Linked DNA regions of Homo sapiens: regions 1 and 2 are each linked to region 3. A link is a loop called in an ENCODE intact Hi-C map of the cell type or tissue named here. Cell type or tissue: heart right ventricle. All regions are shown on one strand. Each heading gives the region's core, and the rest is flanking DNA. Links, peaks and the distances in the headings are about the cores only. Region 1 overlaps FOXJ3 (forkhead box J3). Region 2 overlaps P3H1 (prolyl 3-hydroxylase 1). Region 3 holds the start of FOXJ3 (forkhead box J3).

What was found. Hi-C counts contacts between places; a loop is a spot of excess contacts. Peaks named below come from ENCODE experiments on the same cell type or tissue, not always from the same donor. Only the 100,000 strongest peaks of a DNase experiment are listed, where the experiment ranks them.
Region 1: a loop joins it to region 3, with 3 times the contacts of the local background. A loop is called at or near these places in 71 of 110 quality-filtered maps.
Region 2: it touches region 3 in a loop (3-fold over the local background); 43 of 110 quality-filtered maps call a loop at or near these places.

Annotation. Positions count from the first base shown.
Region 1 is chr1:42,169,876-42,177,942 of GRCh38, reverse strand. FOXJ3 (forkhead box J3) reads left to right here. Exons shown (of 13, transcript NM_014947.5): 13 at 1-1,395. Among named protein-coding and RNA genes, the nearest start is that of GUCA2A, 9.2 kb to the right of the region's middle. RefSeq lists enhancers at 4,209-4,836, 5,231-5,525 and a silencer at 4,663-4,880. In heart right ventricle, for the core only: CTCF peaks have their summits at 4,221 and 4,430 (motif pointing right); DNase peaks (open chromatin) are centred at 4,432 and 5,072; H3K27ac peaks cover 3,237 bases.
Region 2 is chr1:42,754,799-42,761,298 of GRCh38, reverse strand. P3H1 (prolyl 3-hydroxylase 1) reads left to right here. Exons shown (of 15, transcript NM_022356.4): 3 at 1,909-2,098; 4 at 2,316-2,447; 5 at 3,377-3,516; 6 at 5,662-5,751; 7 at 6,082-6,134; 8 at 6,309-6,430. Among named protein-coding and RNA genes, the nearest start is that of P3H1, 9.0 kb to the left of the region's middle. In heart right ventricle, for the core only: CTCF peaks have their summits at 3,929 and 4,136 (motif pointing right); a DNase peak (open chromatin) is centred at 4,218.
Region 3 is chr1:42,330,559-42,338,625 of GRCh38, reverse strand. FOXJ3 (forkhead box J3) reads left to right here and starts at 3,391. Exons shown (of 13, transcript NM_014947.5): 1 at 3,391-3,567. RefSeq lists a silencer at 3,355-3,874 and an enhancer at 3,459-4,416. In heart right ventricle, for the core only: CTCF peaks have their summits at 3,029 and 4,340; DNase peaks (open chromatin) are centred at 3,315, 3,775 and 4,075; H3K4me3 peaks cover 3,182 bases; H3K27ac peaks cover 3,436 bases.

The DNA of each region.
Region 1 (8,067 bases), core at 1,813-6,812, 160 kb after region 3:
AAAGAGTAATAACTGCTCACTAGTTGCTTTTTAGCATCTCTGGTCTTATCAGCCATGCTAAATCACTTTAATTAGCCTTAGTGATTCTATGGTTGAGTAATCTCTACTTGAACTAAACAAACATCTTTTGTTTCTGTGTGTGTGTGCTGTGTGTGAGAGTGTGCGCGCGCGTGTGTGTGTGTGTGTTTTAATGGAGTGTTGCCTTGAATGAATCACTGGGAAGCCAGCCATGGTAAGGGCTGGTGAGGTTGGGGAGAAAGGAAGAGCTTTATGTTTCTCTGTTGTTTGGACCCTACTTGGCATGAAAAAGGAAGCTCAGTTCCAGCCCCTTGGATCAACGAAAATCAGAGGATTCTGGAAAGGCAGCCAACTTGCGCCTCTTAGAAGGATCAGAGGCAAGATGAGATGGCAGCCTGCAGAGTAAATGCTTGAAAAAAGAGGGGTGATTTTCAATGGTTTGCTTAAGTCACTGTTTTCTAGACACCAAAATAGCTGTTTTGAAACTGTTTTAATTGCTTGGGTAGCAATGTGCACTTTAAACAATTTGGATATTGGAATGCAGTCTCATACTGAGTGATTTGAGTAGAACCACTGATGATGATTTTATAAATTGTGTGAAGCGAATTTCCCATTTGGCAATCATTTACTGATTTGCAGTGATGAATATTTTTATGAGAATTTAAACTTAGCAAGAATGGCCATGGAGGCAAAGCCTTCACCCAGACCCATCCCACTCTCCTGTGATCCAGGTGGTCCAGGAGCCCAGGACAGGCCTTTTCTGTGGGCCCTGGCCAGACAGGGTTACCTGGTGAGGTGCAGAGAGTCCCTCTAGTGGCCATTTTGTATGGTAGTTGCTAATGCAGAACAAGTTCTGTCTTGGGCTTAAATTGACTGAAGACTTTAGGGGGAAAGAATAGTAAATGCATGTAAACAAATGGGGACACTCTGTTCAGGAGAATAATCCGACTGGCATTTGTGGCAGTTTTTGAAATGTAAATGTATTCATGTGTGTTCTTGTAAATACGTGTCGCTCAGATGTCCTTTGAAGTGGGAGGGAATCAATCCGGGGATAATTTCAAATGGAATAGAGTATTTTGATATTGTTCATTCAGAGGGTGATGTGTACATATCTATATTGTATATATGTGATGAAAATGCATTGGCTTTTTGTGCAGATACAACCTGCTCTCTGTACTGCTGTTGGACAGTCAGTGTTTTAATGTTTCTACAGTTTTGCTATTGCACGATTTCATATTTTGCCTCTATGATGAACGGCAACCATTATTTGTAACTGTTTAGTGCTGTAAAGAAATATTCCAAGTGTCATTAGGATTGTTGCTGCCAGAACTGATATGCATGAATGGCACTTAAAATAAATATATTATGTTAACTCTATTTACAACACTGATTGGTCTCCGTTGTTTGCTGTAATTGAAGAAGTGAGAATGGAGCTAGTCCAGGTGCAGAAACCCCACAGCCAGGACCCCAGAGTCCTTGGGGTCACTGAGATTGTGTCCTTTGCATTACTACCTGAGGACAGTAATTGCTGCCATTTAGTGAGCATCTTATTAGCTCCATGAACTTGGGGAAGTCACTGGATTTCCCTGGGCCTCATTTTCCTTATTTGCAGCGCCAGTACAATGAGGATAGTATCTGCCTCCTAGAGTTGTAGTGGGATTTACATAAATCAGTACATTTAAACATTTAGGACAGCACATGGGACATAAAGCATACTGGTACTCAGTATGTGCCAGGTGCTGTGCTAAGTAGATATTGTGGTCCTCCTTTTACCGACATGGGAACAGCTCAGATAGAGGTATAGAAACTTGTCTAGATTCTTCAGTTGGCAGGTGATAGAGCAGAGGTTTGAATCCAGGTCATTTGATTCCAGGCATCATGTTTTTTGCACAATCCTCTCATACTTACTGAGGGAATTCCCCTCTCCCTACCCCCTGCCCTTGCCCCATCTTGTCCCCAGCACTGCCTTCCCAGAGCTATTTCCAAAAGGTGAAAGTGGGGCTTTACATTTGCTGAGCACATATTCTGTGTTAAGCCCTCTCATGAGAAATCCAGAGATGAGGAAGCCGCAGTTCCTGCCTTTAGAGGGTGCAGACTTGCCCAGGACAGGTAGCAAATGCCAGCCCAGGGAGGCTATTCTGAAGGTATGCTCTGGTAAGGCAAGATTCTGGTGATGCGGAGTTAGGTCATACTGAGGATTGGGGCCGTGGTTTAGGAGAGGCTCCAGGTATGGGCTACCAAGTTGAGTCTTCAAAGGGTCCCAGACAGATGGGAGGAGGTATTGCCATTTATACCATTACCTTGGGCAAGGCATGGGAGCTACCTTAGCATGGGGGTTGTGGGTTGAGGCAAGAGAAGTGCAGGGCTGCTGGTCAAGAGCTGAGCGTAGCAATTCTGTGAGAAATGCTGTCCCCACTTCACTGATGTGGAAACAGGCCCGGAGAGGCTAAGCAACGGGCAGACCAGCCATGTGGCTGGAAGTGAGATTAACCTGGAGTCCCTCCCACTCTAGAAGGGGGACCTTTTCATCAATCCCATGATCTACCCAAAGCCTCAGGCTGCTGCTAACGTAACCCACACAATGCCACCAGAAACATCTTTGGCAGTTTTACAGATAGGGAAACAAGGCCCAGAAAAGTTAACCTGCCCAAATTCTCACAGCTAATAGAGGAGCTGGAATAATTCAGTCCAGACCTAACTCCAGAGTTCATTTCCTTTTACCTCACTGCTATCTAAAAAGAGGAATTTTCCCAAAGCCAAGGATAGTGACTATCCTCCGTGTGTGTGTCCATGTGTCCGTGTGTGTTCCTTGGAGGGAAAGCTGTGCTTCACTCCCATCACAGGTAAGCATTTGTCATTCGCGGTGCCTCTGAAGGACTGTAGTAAGGGCACCACTAAATGTAGTCACCTTGTGCTGATTCAGATGCAGCTGAAGTATACTTCTGCTGATCAAATGAAAAGGCGATTAAGATGCATGTGTAATTCTCAAGGTTTTAAGATACTACAGTGTGCAAAGGGCTGCTGTTTATAGATGTGACCCTTATCAGTTGGGTAAAGGAGTCCTGGAAAAACCATGTAAGCATCAGTTAACATTCACTGAAGGCTTGATAGCTTCTTGGCCTTTTGGCTAAGATCAAATGCATTGAAGGTTTGACTGCATTAAATGCCCTAGAATTACAGCACTATCCTAAAAGCTTCAAGCTGGAAGGGGCCTTAGAAATCAACTAACACAACCCCCACATTTTGTTGTTGGAGAACATTGAGACCCAGAGAGGGAAGGGTCTGCTCACGTTTCACACAGTTAGTTAGGGAAAATTTGGGGGAAGGGAATGAAAGTCATTTGTCTGGCAGCGATTTAAAATTCCTACACATACTGTCTTATTTGATTGCACAATAGTCTGATGATGTAGTACTGTTACTGCCCTCATTTTACAGAAGAAGAAACAGCTTTGGAGAGGTGAGACACAATGGAGTTGTATCATGAATGCGTTCAATCAAAGCATGTAAATTCAGTTGTATATACTTGGCCAAAGAGAGAAGGAATGGAAATTTTAAATAATGTAATGGTGGAGTATCCACCTGTGATGGACATGTGCCCCTGAGTGTGAGATGGAAGATTCAAATCTGAGTCTATAACTGGTATTTGCTTCCATGTACCTTCTGCGTGAGCATCTCATTACTGAGTCAATTCCGGTGGATAAAGAGACATGTGTTTCGTGCAGCATTGTCTTGGGTTCAAGCCAGCAGCTTCCTCCAATGCTCAAAGACAGACTTCAACCAAGAACTAGAAAAACTGGCCGGGTTGGGCTTATTGAGACATGTTTATCCACAAAAGTGCTGCCTTCCCAAAGGATTTTCAAGAGTGATTTTTGAGCTTACCTCCTTGGACTCTTCCCTTAATATATGTGACTAGTCAACATGTACAGAGCAGAGACTTGGTAGCTGACTGCGTCAGAACCAGAATTCAACCCTAGGTCAGGGCTTCAACCCCCAGCTCTCCTGCAGTACCCCTAAGCGATGCTGACCTCAGAAGTACAGAATTGGACAGCTACTCTTTATTAAAAGTTCCTGTTACTTAATATTACTTATCCTAAGCACCTGATGTGGATTATCATACTTACTCTTTGAAGTAACTGTGTGTAGTAGATACTCTTATTATCAACTTCATCTTGCAGAGCCACAGAAATGAAGTCCCTTGCCCAAGGTCATCCAGCTTGTAAGTGGCACAGGTAATAATAGCAACAGTAAAGCTGGGGTTTTGAACCTAGGCCATTCAGCTCCAATGTCTGCGCCATTCACCACCACATTGTGCTGTTTCAGGCCCTGTTCCCGGAGCGACCAGGCGGAGAATGAGGGCCTTAGAACAAAGCCAAAGCTACTTTGCAATTAGGCTGTAGTGAGTGCCTGTGGCCACTAGGGGGCGGGGCTGCCGGCTGTGCACCTTTCCTCTTTTGGAGGGTTTCCTTTACCCTTACTTAGGGCTGTGCTCCCTTTCTCTGCAGCCCCCAGATTTTGGTGCTCCTAAAGAAAGGTAGGGATTCCACTAGCCAGCCTTTAGAATCTGTGCTCCTCCTCTCCTGTGTCAGAGCTTGCTGGAGGAAGCCAAGGAGCCTGTCTAGTTCTCGGCCACATACTGCTGGGGCCCACTCTAGAGCTGCCTCTGAAGTCTGCTGCCCCGTCCCAGCCTCCTGGTGCCTATGGCTCCCCTGCTCCAGGACTCAGGTGGGAGAAGGTGCCCAGTGTCAGCCCCACACTCTGAGGCTCCTCAGGCTCTGCTCCTTCCTCTTCTGGGGCCAGCTAATGCTGGGGGCTGGCATGGTTTCTGCAAGCATACAGAGGGCTGTGGTCCAGCCAGCCATGCGCCTTGCCCACTGGGCAGCTACCCTTGCCACCCCCACCAGCCCTGCCTCTGAGCCGGAGCAGGCCTTGTCTCCACTTGTACACCAACTCCTGCGGCTGTCACAAACAACGATGGTTATTGCCACATTTGCCAGGTCCCTGCCTGGCACTGGACAGCGATTATCTGAGTGAGCATGCCCAGATGCCTTGTGAGGTTGGTGTCATTATCTTTTATGGCTGGACATTGCCAACTCAGAGAGGTGAAGTGATTTGCCCAAGGTCAAAGCCAGCGAGCGAGGCTGGCAAGAGGACAGGAACCCACATCTGCCCCAGGCGTGCCTGCTCTTCTGGAGGGCGTGCTGTCTCTTCCATAGCACTTCCCAGCTGCCCTGACCACCCTCTGGTCACCCTACCCCAGAGGCAGGCCTGAGCTGGCCTCATGGTAGACGGATGGCACCACTCTCACCCCGCATCCCCCAAAGGTCAGAGAGGCAACTTCCTGTCCCAGACAATGGCAATAAATATGTCCAAGGACACTTCCCAACCTTCCCATGCCTGAGTGACAGGCCTTCCTGGAACAGCCCTCTGTTTCCGTGTGACTGTGTGTGTGTGTGTGTGTGTGTGTGTGACCATATGTGAGCAAGGCCTTGTGTGCGTGTGCTCGTGTGCTTGTGTGAGCGTGTGAGTCTGTGGCTGAGCATGTGATACGTTGTAGCCTGTGTGATAGTGACTGGGACTTTGTGTATCTGTGTGTGCCCATAAAGGAGACAGGAGACAGGAAGATTGCTCCTCAAATTTGATGACTTGATAGCCACTCCCTCCTCCCACTAGGATAGGGGAATTTGCAGGAGGAGGGAGACGCTTGCCTGGATTGTAGCTGGGTTCACAGGCACTGTCAGGGTTAGACCTGTGGGTCTGATACACATTTTCTTATCACATCCCTGGCTTGTCCTTGTGGCTTTGAGGACTCCTCCCTCCGTTATCCCTTTGAGCTAGATCCCTGATCTATACCGGCTCCTGCCCCCAGGCATCCCCCCGCCTGCTGCCCTAAAGCTTTTACACCAGAAGTTGCTCCAAGAACAGCAGCTTAGCCTGCATGTTCCCTGCAGGTCCCATAGGCTAGCAAAATACTTGAGGCAATGGGAAGAATTCAGAGTTTGGAGTCAGAAGAAGCTAGAATTCTGTTTGGGTAAGACATTGCCCTCTCTGAGCCTCAGTTTGCTCATCTGTAAAATGGGGATGCAATACTTCACCTCAACGTGTTATTGAGACCATCAGTGAGGAGTCAGATGGCAAAAGCTGCCCTGGCACATATTAGGTTCCCAGGGGCGGTCTTCCCTTCTCTGTCTCCCTCCCTCTCCTCTCCATCTGTTGCCAAGTTGCCAAGACCAGTTGCTTTTCCTGCCATTCTATGCTTCCAATCCACCCCCTGCCCTTCTGGGGCACTGCCAGGGGTGGAACACAGACCTCTCCTGGACCCATGCAGCAGCCATCGCTAGACAGTCCACTTTTAACGCCAAGTGCCAGGGCACTCCTTCTGAATCATGACTCTTACCAAGGCCTCCCCTACTCTGAAAACTCTTGTAGCTCCCTGCTGTCACCAGGTGAAGGGCAAAACTCCTCAGCCCAGTGTGTGAAGCCGCCTTCTCTGGGCTGCTGGCCCATGAGTCCTTGAGACACCCTCTGCTTTCACCTCAGCCGCCCCCGCTTTGCCATTTATGCTTCCTGCTGCCAGGCCTTTGCCTCGCGGCTCTCCCCTCGATGGGTCCAAATCTTCCCATTGATCAAGACCTGTTGCAAATGCCACCTTGTCAGGTAAAGCATTCTCTGATCTGGTGCCAGGAGGACTGGTAGCCTCGGCTTGTTCCTCCCTCATCCCAGGGAGTCTGTACCCATGCCCTACCCTCCCTGTAGCCTGTGGGCTCTGCGAGCGTCTTCTATGGGGGCAGGTGGAGGGAGCTCCAGCTGTGCTCTCCTTCCCTGTCAGCCTTTGGGTGTGGGAGGTTGTCTTGGTGGCCAATGCCCAAAGCAGGCTGGGGGATGCGGGAGAAGGCTGCAGCTGCTGTCCCACTGAGGGGGAGCAGATGGTGAACGGAGTTTCTTCACCGCCTCTTCCTGGTGAGGCCACAGGGCCCTGAGATGACATCGCTGAGCAAACAGCCAGGCACGCCCCCTGCCCACTCCCCAGCTGCCCCCTGGAGCATCAAGGGAAAGAGCCGGGCCACCCAGGGCCTGGGGGTGGGGGAGAGATCCCTCCACCCTAGCCTGGACTTGGGCTTCAGCCAAAAGGCTTCCAATTCCAACTCAGCCATCCACTTTCTGTGTGACATTGAGCACTCTTTCTGAGAGCCTCAGTTTCATCCTCTAAGATGGACATCATTGACCTACCTCACAGGGTCTGACTCAGTGGCGACTCCTTTCTTTTTCCTTTTCCCTAGAAGGGGGCAAAAATGGGTGTTTGGGACCAGGAAGACAGTGCAGAGGAATGGGATGGACTCAATAGAACTTTAGGCTTTTCTTTGGCAGTTGAAAGAAATGGATTCTGTTCTGGGATTTCTAGCTACGTGACCACAGTTGCCACCCAGTCCACCTGGCAATGAGTCTGAAGTATTGTGCTTTCCTCTAGGCTGAGGTAGTCGCATGCTTGTGTCCACACTTATGCTCTCTGTTGGTCGGGTACCCTTGTGCAGTGCACAACCAATACAACTGTACACAGCATCCCTGTATGCACCTTTGGGAAAATTATACTTTCTTAACCTCTCTGAGCTTCAGTTTACCCATGTATAAAATAGGGTTATGTAGTTATTTCTTAGGTGTTTCCAGTGCTGTCAGGAGGTTCACATATATTGTAATGTCTGCCTCAGGCAGTTCTGGATTCTTATAGGAACCAGAGATTGTTACACCCTCCAAGACACATTTACAAGCAGGTTGGAGAGGCTGTGTATTGTGGACCACACCCCTTTCAAGGTTACACAGATCTGTATTGGAGTCTTCAGGTTCCCACCTGGGCTCTGTTCCAGGCCTTCCTGCTGAGGTCCGATTAGGCCTCTGGGCCTGTGGGAATGGGGGGACTGAGGCTTAATGGTCCCAATTTTAATGTGCACACAGGAGCCATGATAAGATCACCTAGACACAAGAATCAAACATCAGCATCTTCACAGAGACTGGAGGGCTGCCCCAACAGCAGGGCAGAACCTCTGCAGCTTCTGG
Region 2 (6,500 bases), core at 1,501-6,500, 420 kb before region 3:
TGTTAGAAACAATATAAGAATGACTTATAGGCCAGGCGCAGTGGCTAACACCTGTAATCCCAGCACTTTGGGAGGCCGAGGTGGGTGGATCACTTAAGGTCAGGAGTTTGAGACCAGCCTGGCCAATATGGTGAAACCCCATCTCTACTAAAAATACAAAAATTAGCCAGGCATGGTGGCATGCACCCGTAATCCCAGCTACTCGACATGGAGGCAGGAGAATAGCTTGAACCTGGAAGGTGGAGGTTGCAGTGAGCCAAGATTGTGCCACTGCACTCCAGCCTGGGTGACAGAGCAACAGTCAAAAAAAAAAAAAAAAAAAGAATGACTTTTAAAAGTAAGTTGTGGCCAGGTGCAGTGGGTCACACCTGTCATCCCAGCACTTTGGAAGGCCAAGGCGGGCGGATCACAAGGTCAGGAGATTGAGACCGTCCTGCCTAACATGGTGAATCCCTGTCTCTACTAAAAATACAAAAATTAGCTGAGCGTGGTGGTGTGTGCCTGTATTCCCAGCTACTCAGGAGCCTGAGGCAGAAGAATCGCTTGAACCCAGGAGGCGGAGGTTGCAGTGAGCCGAGATTGTGCCACTGCACTCCAGCCTGGGTGACAGAGCGAGACTCCATCACACACACAAAAAAAAGTAAGTTGTGTTGGCCGGGCGTGGTGGCTCATGCCTGTAATCCCAGAATTTTGGGAGGCCGAGGTGAGTGGATCACTTGAGGCCAGAAGTTCAAGACCAGCCTGGCCAACATGGTGAAATCCTGTCTCTACTAAAAATACAAAAATTAACCAGGTGTGGTGGTGTATGTCTGTAATCCCAGCTTCTCAGGAGGCTGAGGCGCTAGAATCACTTGAACCCAGGAGGTGGAGGTTACAGTGAGCTGAGATCATGCCACTGCCCTCCAGCCTGGGCTGTCTGTCTCAAAAAAAAACTCTGTCTCAAAACAAAACAAAACAAAAAGTAAGTTGTGTTTATTTGAAAACTGTTAGCCCTACAAAAAAGTGCAAGAACCTAGGCCAGGCACGGTGGCTCATGCCTGTAATCCCAGCACTTCGGGAGGCCGAGGCGGGCAGATCACCTGAGGTCAGCAGTTCAAGACCAGCCAGACCAACATGACAAAACCCCATCTCTACTAAAAACACAAAATTAGCCAGGCGTGGTGGCGCATACCTGTAATCCCAGCTACTCTGGAGGCTGAGGCAGGAGAATTGCTTGAACCCTGGAGGCGGATGTTGCAGTGAGCCAAGATCGCACTATTGCACTCTAGCCTGGGCAACAAGAGTGAAACTCCGACTCAAAAAAAAAAAAAAAAAAAAGTGCAAGAATCTGTCACTAATGGGGGGGGAAGAAAAGTACAAGAAAATCATAATGAACTCCTAGATATCTTTCATCTAGATTAAGAGTTAAATGTTTTTTGGCCAGGCACAGTGGCTCACACCTGTAATCCCAGCACTTTAGGAGGCCGAGTTGGGAGGATTGCTTGAGGTTAGGAGTTGGAGACCAGCCTGGCCAACATGGTGAAACCCCGTCTTTACTAAAATACAAAAATTAGCTGGGCACAATGTAATCCCAGCTACTAGGGAGGCTGAGGCAAGAGAATCACTTGAACCCAGGAGGTGGAGGTTGCAGTGAGCTGAGATTGTGCCACTGCAGTCCAGCCTGGGCAACAGAGTGAGACTCTGTCTCAAAAAAAGAAAAAAAGAGCTAAATGTTTTTAAATTTCCAGAGCTAAATATTTTGTAAAGACCATTTACAAAAGGCCTTCATTTTATAGTGGTACCCAGGTCACCCCTTTCCATCCATAACCTGAGGAACAGGAAATTAGGACCCCTGTGAAGGTGGCTGAGGGCAAGGAGAGAGGGTTCCTCCTCTGTGGCCTGCATTTGAGTGCTCCTTCTTCCCAGTAGCAAGAATTTCGACTGGGAGTGCGACTCTACTCAGAGGAACAGCCACAGGAAGCTGTGCCCCACCTAGAGGCGGCGCTGCAAGAATACTTTGTGGCCTATGAGGAGTGCCGTGCCCTCTGCGAAGGGCCCTATGACTACGATGGCTACAACTACCTTGAGTACAACGCTGACCTCTTCCAGGCCATCACAGGTGCGTGCAGTTCAGAGCCAGACCTTCAGCCAGGCCTCCTGGGACTCTAAGGTCACCATCTGATAATATAAATGGGGACTCTTCACCCTCATTCCTCAATTTATTAAATCTGAGAAGCTGATGAAAAATTGCTTCCATTTGAATTTGTTCATCTTAACCAGAATTTGAGTTCTAAAGAGTGACCTCATAGTTATTCCTTCTGTTTGATTCCTTTCAGATCATTACATCCAGGTCCTCAACTGTAAGCAGAACTGTGTCACGGAGCTTGCTTCCCACCCAAGTCGAGAGAAGCCCTTTGAAGACTTCCTCCCATCGCATTATAATTATCTGCAGTTTGCCTACTATAACAGTAAGGCCTACTTTCCTTCCTCTTTCTCTGCTGGCTAACTAAGAAGCTAAAGGCAAGGTGGGCAGGGATTACAGCCACTTACTTCCTCAAGGTGTTTGGCTTATTTCAGTAGCTATGGGAGGCACCATGCCAAGTGATCCCTGGGTAGTTTGTTATAAACAACTGGCCTAGGAAGCCAATACCAGCAACCCAAAAAGCTGGGGGAGGGAGACTTAGGACCTCATCTCTTGTCCCTTCTATAACTTGTAATCTATTTTTGCTTTTGAATTAAAGTTAATAGCAAAATAAGGGTATGCCACAGTTTAAACTAGCTCAGAGGACATTTGCTAGCCCTCTCCCTGGTATAGCACTGATGCTTTTGTGGGGCTGCCAATTAATACCCAGAAAACCAACTCTTTGCAGAGTCCCTACTGTGTGCTAAGCATTACAAACATATTGATGAGTGTACAATATTTACAGTTGAGTTGAGATGACTAACAAATATCAACAAGAACTATTTTGCCAAAGAGACAATCTGCTATTGTAATCTTCCTTGTCTTCTGAAAATCTATAGAAAAAAGAAGGTAGGAAGACAGGGAAATTGATCTAATGATTGAGTGTATTGAGGCAAAATATTAAGGAGTATTGGAATTATTTGTGAATCTTAAAAGATGTGGGCATGCAGAGAATTCTGATTCTTTTCTGTTTCATTGTTAGGCAGCCCTGAGGACATTGACCACCTCACCTTAAAATTAATCACACATTCTATGTGTATTACTTAACTCCTGCCCCTGAAATCAGGCCATCATGTTAAGTAGCAGGCACCAGCTTGTCATGCTGCCATTGCCTCAAGCTTTGTGGAGACTGAACACTAAGTGGTCCCTGGTGCTAGGATTTTATCCTTTCCTTTTGACTCTTTCCTCTCAGCCATTCTTCTTTCCACTTTGCAGTTGGGAATTATACACAGGCTGTTGAATGTGCCAAGACCTATCTTCTCTTCTTCCCCAATGACGAGGTGATGAACCAAAATTTGGCCTATTATGCAGCTATGCTTGGAGAAGAACACACCAGATCCATCGGCCCCCGTGAGGTGAGAGACTTCCTTCTGTTATGACAGCTGCCAGCTGAACTCAGACCTGAGGGCGGAAGAGTGGGGTAGCAGAGGGGAGTAGGCGCTGTGCGTGCAGGGCAGGGGCCAGATGTCAGTGTTGGGGCCAGATGTGAGTTCAGTCACTCGGCTTGTTATTCAGAGGAGAAGGGAGCACAGGGAGGGAGTGTGGGGAGTACACAGGAGCCTCAATTAGCGTTATCTGGGCCCAGAAGTCTATTCTCTGAGTCCCGCAGAACTGCGCGGTGAGCATATTCTTTCCCCTCTTGGCACCCCTAACTTGGACACTCGATATTATTTGGCCAAGAGCTATCATTTTTCACTTAATACTGGTTGTTTTTTTTCTGCTCACCTGTTTTCTGTCTCCATTTTCTTTCCCATCTCTTCTTCTTCCTGCCATTGTTTGTTCTCTCCCATCTTTCAGCATTTTCCCTGTCTCTCTCCAAAACCAGGAGAAATATCTGTATAACACAAAGACTGCTGCGCTGAAAGGAGACACCCAGGCTCTTCTTCCGAGCTCTGGAGTCTGAGAGCCTCCAGTAGAAACAGCCTCTTGCTGCCCCTCCTGTGTGGGTTGTCATTGTAGTTGTCCTCTTTAGCCACTAGATGGTGACCATCTGGCTTTAAGATGGCACTTCCGGTCTCTTTTGTCTTGTTTGGTTAATACCTTTTCCCTGCCTTCCTTATGGCCATTAAGGGGAGTCTGAGGGGAGTGAGGGGAAATAAACCCACGTGGCCAATCTAGCATTTTTAACTAGAAGTCCCCTTTTGGAAAGAAGGCAACTAACATTTGTTGAGCCGCTGTCCAGGCGAAGCTCTGTGCGGGGTGGGCTGTATCCATCATCTCATTTAATCATCACAGCCACCCTGCAAGGTTGGCACTCTTCTTCCCACTTTAGGGATGAGGACTGTTAGCATCTGAGAGATGAAGTAACTTGTGCAGTGGCTTGTGGCCAGTCAGTGGTGACCGGAATCTGTTCCCTGCTTGGACCCAGTGCAGGCACAGCTCCAGACACATGGCTGACACTCAGTAAATCAGCATCGAATGAATAAAGATGGAAGTGGGGTTTGCTTCATAGCAGCCTTATAGGGTCATTGGAGAGGGTTAAATGAGATAACATAGCATTTGGTGACAGAAGCCAGTAATGTAAACTCCTGAAGAGAAAACGTCTCTCTTCCTCTTAGGTAAATATAGTAGATGACATAGGATTCATTGACTCCTTTAATTCCTCCTTGAACTGCCTCATGTTTTATTTCAACTGATGTCTCCTTTTTCTCTTCCTTCCTCCTCCTGCTGCTTGGAGATTAGCAGGGCACCTAGGGAAAGATGTGACCCCGGAAAGTACTCAGTTTCCCTGCCCTGGGTAAGCCTTGCCTGGGAGTCCATGTGGGAAGCCCAGAGTGCCAGGCCCTCCCCTTTAGCTGCTTATCCTCAGGGAGGGGTGTGGTCTGGTTAGGGTCTGAGAGGAGGCAGGTGGCAGAGCAGAAAGCACATGGGCTTTAGGACTGTAAAGACCCGGCTTTATCTGTCCAAATGCACATTCTGCTATGAAAAAAAAGAAAAAGATAACAGAAGACCTGGGTTTGACTGTAGGTCGCTGCTCTCCCATGTCCTGTAGTGTCACCTTAGACAGTGGTACATCTCCTCTGTGCCTCAGATGCTTCCTCTGTAGAATGAGCATACTAGTATCAACCTCAGATGTGGCTATAAAAGATCAAATGAATAACATGTCAGTTGCCTAATGCCTGATTCCTTTTCCTGCTTTGTGGACTCCTGTAGAAGTCAAGAAGGAATTCTCCTTCTTTGAAGAATATTTCCACTTTTGAGAATCATCAGATTATCTGTCCTAGAGACTAATGGGGGTTGGGATGGGGGAGGAGCAGGGCTTTTTCCCTTAAGGAAAGCCTGGTTATTCCAGTACCTCAGAGGTACTGTTGCTTGTGCCAGGCAGAGGACACAGAAATTAGACTTTTGTCTCAAACTGGGGAACAGACAGAGAGCATTGGTAGGGAGAGGAGGCCTCAGGTCACATGGGAGCATCAGTGTGGGGTGCCAGGGAGGGGAACTCCCAGAGGTTAAAAGACAGGGCTGAGTTCTGGGGGATTTGTTTGCTTTTTTACCCTCAGAGTGCCAAGGAGTACCGACAGCGAAGCCTACTGGAAAAAGAACTGCTTTTCTTCGCTTATGATGTTTTTGGAATTCCCTTTGTGGATCCGGTGAGCTAGGGTACAGGAGCCGGAAGGGAGCGGGGAAAGAGTGAGCAGGAGAGATGAATGGGGAGGAGGGGAACACTGTGCGATTCTGAGAGAAAACTTGCTGGAGGCTGAGCCTAGCCTGGGATCTGTGCAAGGCAGGGATGAGAGACAGATGAAAGGGGAACACTGGGCAGCTAGAAGGGACTTAGATGTGGAAACCTCCCATTTTGTCTCCTGAAAGGAAGAGGGTGATAAGCTGGATTACTCCTGTGGGCCTTATTTTATGCATTGAGACACCTGGAAGATTAAGTAGATCATCTTACCTTTTTCATTTCTTCCTGACCTACTTAGGATTCATGGACTCCAGAAGAAGTGATTCCCAAGAGATTGCAAGAGAAACAGAAGTGAGGACCTTGAAGAAACTGCATGGTTGGATCAGTCTGATGAAGCACTTGAGGCTTCCTGAGCCCAGGCAGATGTGAACTCCTGGCAAGGGGTGGGCAGGTCCAGTTTGGGAAGTCGGGGTGGAGCCCAGGGCTGGCCCTGGAATGCAGTCCTCAGAGCGGCTGTGCTCATAGGTCAGAACGGGAAACAGCCGTACGCATCTCCCAGGAGATTGGGAACCTTATGAAGGAAATCGAGACCCTTGTGGAAGAGAAGACCAAGGAGTCACTGGATGTGAGCAGACTGACCCGGGAAGGTGAGAGGACAGAAATAGGGGCATGTCTGGCTGTTGTCAGGGAGCCAGGCAGGTCACCCCACATTTGCCA
Region 3 (8,067 bases), core at 1,379-6,378:
AATCTAGGTCTGCCTTCTCAATCTAGGCTTTAAGCTTTTCCTCCTCACAATGTTCCAGAATTCCCCCTGCTGCTTTGGCCATCCTAGCTTTTTATTTATTTTTTATTTTTCTTAGAGTCAGGGTGTCACTTTGTTGCCCAGGTTGGTCTCAACCTCATGAGCTCAAGTGATCCTCCCACCTGGGCCTCCCAAAGTGCTGGGATTACAGGCGTTAGCCACCATGCCCGGCCTGCTTTATTCTTTCTTTCTTTCTTTTTTTCTTTTTTTTTTTTTTGAGGAGAGATACTCCTCCACTTTTTTAAATCTATATATTTAAGGTACACAACATGATGTTATGGGATAGTCAAAAAGTCACTATAGTGAAGCAAATTAACAGAGCCATCATCTCACACAGTTATCCATTTTTTTTGTTTATTGTGGCAAGAGAAGCTAAAATCTACTCATTTAGTATGAATCCCATATGTAATAAATTTTATTGCCCCTCCACCTTTTAATACCCTGGGACTCATACTTCTTTCCTTCCCAAAGGCTGCTGATCCCCACCTTCCCACCTCATTCTGGCAGCTATCCACCTCTGTTCTCTCTCCAGCCCTATCCCATATTAGCTCAGGATGAGCACTTCAGGGAAGTGCCTTAGAATTCCAGACAAGTGAGAGAAGCGGAGCTGCCCAACACTTGTAAGAGGTGGTGCTAAACAGGAGTTCAAGACAAGTCTGAGCAACATAGTGAGATCCCATTTCTATAAAGTTAAAAAATTTTTATAAAGGAAGAAAACCCCAAAAGCTCCAGACTTGGAGCTAAGTCTAGTTTCTCTCTCTTTTTTTTTTTTTAAAGACAGGGTCTCACTCTGTTACCCAGGCTGGAGTGCAGTGGCGCAGTCACAACTCACTGCAGCCTTGACCTCTTGGGCCCAATCCTCCCATCTCAGCCTCCCACATAGCTGGGACCAAGGATGCACACCACCCTGCCGGCTAATTTTTTTATTTTTGTAGAGACAGTCTCCTTATGTTGCCCAGGCTAGTCTTGAACTCTTGTGCTCACGCAATCTTCCGCCTCTGCCTAAGTGTTGGGAGACCATAGACAGACTGTACGTTATTTATTTTTTAGAGATGGGGGCTTGCTGTGTTGCCCGGGCTGCACTTGAACTCCTGGGCTCAAGTGATCCTATCCTCCTGCCTCAGCCTCCTTAATAACTGGGATTACAGTCAAGCGCCACTGTGCCCGGCTGAGACTGCATCTTATTTATCTTACTCATTGCTACTATCTAGTTCAAGCCATCATTCTGTACCTGGGTAATGGAGCCTCTGGCTTCCACCATTGTCCTCTTAGTTCTGCTCTTAGCACGGCGGCCAGAGTGATCTTTTGAAAGCACGAGTCAGATCCTATCACTCCTCTGTTCAAAGCCCAGCAGTGGTTCTGTTTCAGCCAAGATTCCTACAGCTCCCTACTTGAGACCCCTCTCTCTGATCTTATCTCCTCATTAGGCTCCCATTTGCTCACGGCTCCAACCGTCCTGGCCTTCTCATTATTTTTAACACTTCCCGAGGCTTTTGTCTCCAGGCCTTTCCACCAGCTAGCTGTTCCTTCTGCCTGGGACACTCTTCCCCAGACAACTGCATGGCTGACTCCCTCAGCTCTTTCAGGTCTCCGATTTAAAGTCATTTTATAAATGAGGCCCATGCTGACGGCTCTATTTAAAATTGCAGGCCAGGCGCGGTGGCTCAGGCCTGTAATGCCAGCACTTTGGGAGGCCGAAGAGCGCGGATCACTTTTGAGTTCGGGAGTTTGAGACCAGCCTGGCCAACATGGTGAAACCCCATCTCTACTAAAAATACAAAAATTAGCCGGGTGTGGTAGCGCGCGCCTGTAATCCCAGCTACTTAGGAGGCTGAGGCAGGAGAATCACTTGAACCCGGGAGTTGCAGTGAGCTGAGATCGCGCCACTGCACTCCAGCCTGGGCGGGAGAGCAGGATTCCCTCTTAAAAAAAAATTGCAAACCCCCTTCCTCCAGTTTTCCTCATACCCCTTACCCTGGTGTATTTTTTTTTCCCCATATGCCTTCTAACATATTACATAATTCTCTTACATTTATCATCTTTCTCCTTATATTAGAATGAAAGCTCCAACAGGGAAGGGTATTTGTTTTCTCTCTCTCTTCTGTTTACTGATACATCCCAAGCACTAAAATAGTGTCTGGCAACCTTAGTAGTGATTGGCAAATATTTGTTGAGTGAATGAGTACATGAATCTTCAGAATCTTGCTAGTCTTATAAAGAAAAGGAATATGTGAATACTTTGAATCTCCAGTGCCTAGAAATGCTTGACCAAACGGCAGGTGTTCAATGTTTACTGAAGGAATTGTGTGCTCAGATCTGCTGGAGGTCTTTATCTGAACCCTTTGAGACTATGTCAAAAAAGTACCCAGGGCCAATTCACTCATGCCTCTCCTTTTCCTCTCATCCAATCAGCCTAGTATTCATCTAACAAATATCTAAGTCTCCAAATATTGAGCCACCCATTGTGAGTTCAAAAGCGTGTTTGGCGCTGCAGGGGAATATGTGACTAACGCGAATGAAGCAACAGCAAATACTACACTGGAATGTAATTAAGTGTGAAATTATAGGGCAGATTATCAGTGCTAATAGTTTAGAGAAAGAATCAGTGAAGACTGACGTAGAAGTAAATTCCAAAGTTCACTCGTCGACCAAACTACCCTTCTAAACGCTCCACCTACTGATAGTAGTACCATAACCTGGGTAGCTACCTTGAGAATTAGAAGGGCCTTTAGAGGTCCAACTCCTTTAAGAAAGAAAGAAAGACCAGGCACGGGAAAGGCCTCCGCAGACATGAGTCTAGCACCTGGGACTCATGAAGTTCTGAAAAGAGGGGTGTCCTGAAGGTCCAAGGCGCCTTTGTTGGGGGTCCCGGAATCCGCGGTGTGCCAGGTCGGAAAAGGCGTCCGCTTTCCTGGAGAGGAGGCTAAGGTGCCGGGCGCTTCGGTGAGGTGGCGGATGTTGGGGGGCGGGGGAGGGCAGAAGGCACCATTCCTTCGGGGCATGGGGCCCCAGGTATCCGTGGGCAGGGTCCAAAGCCACCGATCCCTACTGTCCTCAACTGCGGGGTTGCCTCCGCCGCCTTTGCTCCCAGACGCCACTCCGAGGCACAAGGACCCCAAGTCGCTCGGAACTGCCGGCCGCTAGATGACACCGGCTGCGCCGATGCAGAGCCTCGGGAGTCTCAGGGCACTACTTGTCCCAGCGGAGGGATCCTGCGTGCGTCGAAGCGACCGTGACCGCGCAGGGACTTGACGCCGCTGACGCCGGGCCGGCGGCGCAGCGACGCCGCAGGAGGCGGTGGCGGCGAGGGCGGGCGGGGGATGCGGGTCGGGAAGTAGTTCCGGGTGCGCGGCCCCGGATGTTGGCTGCTCTTGCTGCCGCCGCCGCTCTCGGGGCTGCTCGGGGCCTCGACCGCTCGCAGTAGGCACCGTTGGGACCTTTCCCGGGGGGGCGGAGACGCACGGAGCGGCCGGGGGCTCGGCCGGGCCGTCCCGGCCTGCGCAGCCTGAGGTAAGTGCCCCCCGCCAGGGCGGCCGGGCCTGGGCGGCGGGCGAGGAGGCGGGGCTGTGGCATCTCCCGGGACGGAGGCAGGGGCTGTCCTCCGCGAGACGCCCTCTCTCTTCCAGCCGCAGCCGCGTTGCGGGGTGGGCGGCGGGTGGGGCAGGGGGCCTGGGCCCCGGCTGGGGCCTGGCGGACGCCGAGGGCTGGGTCCTTCCCTCCCCCGCGGCGCTTCTCAGCTGCTGCTGCCCCTCAGCTGGGAAGCAGCGGCTTCGCGTCTCCCGCCCCTCCCCCAGGCGGGGCACCGGGGAACCAGACGTGGATCCCGGGGGCGCCTAGTCCGAGGGCAGCGACCGTCTCCTTCCCTCCATGACCTGTCCCTTGGCCTGGGCTAGCCCCCGACCCCGGCACTCTGCGGCTTCTTCCCTTTAAGCTTGGGGGCGCTTTTCTGCCGGCAGGGCGGGCTGTACCTCACGCCTTGGAGTGGCCCTTTGGGGAGAGGAGGCCCATGCGAGGGTGCTTGCGTTCCCGCCCATCCTGTGTCTGTGTCCTTTGCTGGGATTAGGGCAAAGGCAGCCGTTCCATGCGGACGTGTTGCTGTCCTGTGTGTGTTGCATCCTGCCCACGTGGTAGAGTGTCTCCCGCCCCCCCTCCCAGCTCCATTTTTGCAGCTGGTGAGGAGGGAGGTTAACGGGATGGTTTTTCCTCTGTGATTTCCTCCGGGTGGCGTGGAAGGTGTTAGGGTCAGTTTGCTTTGCCGAGGCCGGCTGTTGGTTAGATGAAGAATCGAGAGTTGTACTCTGAAATTGAGGCCAGTAGGGGACATAACAGGGCTTAGTTTCATTAACATCTTTTTTCCTCTTCCATTAGCTGCTCTTATTCTTTTCTCTGTTGCTTAATTATAGAGAATAAGCGCTTGCTACCGATGCATTCAGGTGTATAGTTTTCATTTCTCTGTTTTACTTTTTGTGTGTCTGGTTAGCAAAGGTTTTACTATTCCGTGTTGGTGCATTCCACGTCTGTGTTGTCCCTGGTTGGATTCCTGAATGAGTTAGAGCCATTCACTCTAATTCCTGAAGGAGTTAGAGATTGGTGGGCACCTTTTTGGTCTTTTTCTGAGATTTATTTGTGTGTGTTTTCTTCCTTCTATTTTGTTTCCCAGTGAAAAAGCGTGATGTCATAGGAGCGTTATATGCATAGCTCTTTTTCTCACAAGGCAGCACTAGTTTCACCTAGTCACTTATTTTGTAGAAGCTCTTTTACTTCACTTTTCCTCTTACTCTGTTGAGTACCCATTGCACACTCTTTTTTTGAAACTGGTTTGAAACATGGTTTGAGTAGTTTTTTTCTTAATGTCTCTTCCAGATTAGGGTTTCCATCTTCTGTTTTGCTGTTTTGAGACCACAGATTGTTCCCGCAATAACAGTGAGAGAAGCCTATTCCTCCTGGTCCCTAGCAAATATTTATAGAAAAGCAGTAACTCCTCTCTTTTTCTGAGTGGTATATATTATATAGACGTGATTAAGTTTTTTAGTTTCTTAGATAAATAGGAGGATTTCTCTTTTTGCTTTTGTGTCTCAGAATTGAGGTGAATCTTCTTGGTTTTGTGCTGCCGAGGACAAAACTGGGAAGTTTCTCATGCTTTCATTAGATTTTTTTTGGATGAGGCTAGAACGTGTTTATTTTGGCTCTTTTTTGTTCATTAGTTTGGGTAAAATAAAAAAACTTAATGTTTCAAAGTCACTTACTAGATTCCAAAGTGGCCTGCATTCTCACTTTTTCACATTGTACATTCTTTGAGTATATTTTTGACATTTTTTTCCTTTTATCTGGTACAGTTCGTATATTCCCTTTCCTTCTATGTAGAATGAAAATATTTAAATATAGATTTTAGATTATATTTTTTCATTATGCTAAGTATGGGTGGGGCAGTGGAAAATGGAGAATGTTGTTCTGATACATACTGAGGCTTTTTGTTTTTTTTTGGTAAGTCAGCATTTGTGTACTTCTGTAAAGTACCGAGTTATCTATGTGTGAAGTCTGTATGAAGAGACGAATAAGATACGTGGTCTCTTGGAAAGCTTCAACTTATATCGAAAGAACAGAGTTTCTTTTTCTGTTCGGGAAACATGTACATCATTCAGAATTATCAAACTGCATCAAACTTCTCCTTGGGATAACAGTACAACCAAGGTCAAAAGTGTAAGGGACATTTGAGAAAGATACAAATTTCCAAAGGGAAAGAGGTGTATTTCAGGAGAGTGAAGGGGCCTGTGCAAAGCGAGAGAAGTGGCAATGTACAAATGATATCAAGGAGCTTGACTGTCAGATCATCTGTGTTGGTGAATAATAATAAATGAGTTTAGGATTGGTGAGGGGGTATTGATGGAGGATCTTTCAAGGATAGAGGGTTTAGTTTGATAGGGTACCACAATGGGTTCTAAAGAATGAGAGTAAGATGATGCATCTTGTTCCTGAGGAAGGTTTTTGTTTCAGCTGAGTGTCCTGGGAGTGGAGAGACTGATTAGAGTGCTTATGGAGAATTTTAGGAATAAGCTGATGAGGGTCTGATATAAGATAGTGGTTGTAGGAATAAAATAATAGCTAACATTTACTTACTGTATGACAGGTATTCTAAGCGCCTACGTTTGTTTAATTCATTAAATCTTCATAATAAGGTATTAAAATCAGAAGGGACTTTGGGCAAGTTGCTTAACCTTATGCATGTAATTATTCCCATATACAATGAACGGTTAGATGAAAGGTAGATTTTGCACTGACCAGGGATATAGATGCTAGTAAAACACATCAGTAGATGTGTGTTGGGAGGGTAGTAGTATAATGAAGAAAGAGCTTTGAGGTTTGGAATTTTGGGTCTTGAAATAGGCTAATAGCATTCTGAGAAGAACCAGAAAGTGCATCATTTCCAGGATAGGAAGATTTTCTACAAGGGCAGGGTGTTGACAGTTTCAAATGCGGTGTAGAAGTTCAGAAACAGTGACTACAATGAAAAGACAATTGAATTAAAGCAGAAGAGATAATTTGTAAACTTAGAGAGAAAATTGAAAGGAGGGGTAAGAATAGATGCCAGATTTGTTTTTCACAGGATTTGTAGAGACATTAGTATCTGATATGGTAATTATTAGTATTTCCTTAAAAAAAGAAACAAACTTATGTTCCAAAGCCAGTGATTTTATACTTTAACGCTTCTCTCCTTAAACTTTTATTCTTTTTTTTTTTTAAAAAAGCTTTCTTGAAGTATAATTCACATACCATTTCATTCACACATTTAAAGTATACAAGTCAGTGGTTTTTAGTGTATTCACAGAGTTGTGCAACCATCACCACAGTCATTTTTAGGACAGCATTTCAAAAAAAAGCCTTGTACCCATTGGCAGTCACTCCCCGTACCCTCACCTCCAGGCAGCCACTAATGTACTTACAATCTTGTAGAGATGTTGATAATTCCAAATGCCTGTTGTGGGCATTTCATACAACATACGGTCTTTTGTGTCTGACTTCTTTCACTTGCATATGTTTCAAGGCCCATCCATGTAGCATGTATCAGTATTTCATTCCTTTTTATTGCCAAATAATATTCCACTGTATGTATATACTACGTTGATAGCCATTGCTTTAGTTGATGGACATTTGAGTTTCTTATTCTTTCATTATTATTATTATTATTTGAGACAGAGTTTCTCTCTGTCGCCTAGGCTGGAGTGCAGTGGCGCCATCTCGGCTCGCTGCAACCTCTGCCTCCCAGGTTCAAGCGATTCTCCCACCTCACCCTCCACAGTAGCTGGGATTACAGGCGTGCACCACCATGCCCCGCTAATTTCTGCGTTTTTAGTGGAGACGAGGTTTCACCATGTTGGCCAGGCTGGTCTTTGAACTCCTGACCTCAAGTGGTCTGCCTGCCTCGGCCTCCCAAAGTGCTGAGACTACAGGTGTAAGCCACCGCGCCTGGTCAAGTTTCTTAATTCTTTTAAACTCCTCCCCATTTTCATTGAATCTTCACCCTGCCAACCCCTCACATGGCCTTCTTTTAGATTATAACCTCTGCCATGCATTTTGCTAAGCATTGGGGATATAAAGATGAATAAGACATGGCCCTTGAACATTCATATAGTGTTTTATTGGTTTATATACATTTTCTCATACATTCTCTAATTTGATCTCAACAACCCTGTGATAAAGGCAGAATATCTTAAAGATGAGCAATTTGAAGTTTAGGTGACCTGCTTAGGGTTGTACACTTAAGTAATTGGTGGAGCAGGTAGGTCTTCTTAGTTCATATTTGTGCTATTTCCACTACTCTGTGCTGCTGTTTTAACTTAAAAATTCTCATGTAATTTCCTGGAGACTTAGAGGGACTGGAAAATGTACTGACTCAAAGAATCACTGTTTTTTTTTGTTTGTTTGTTTTGTTTTTGAGACAGGGTCTCACTCTTGCCCAGGCTGGAGTGCAGTGGCACGATCATGGCTCATTGCAACCTCAACCTCCTGGGC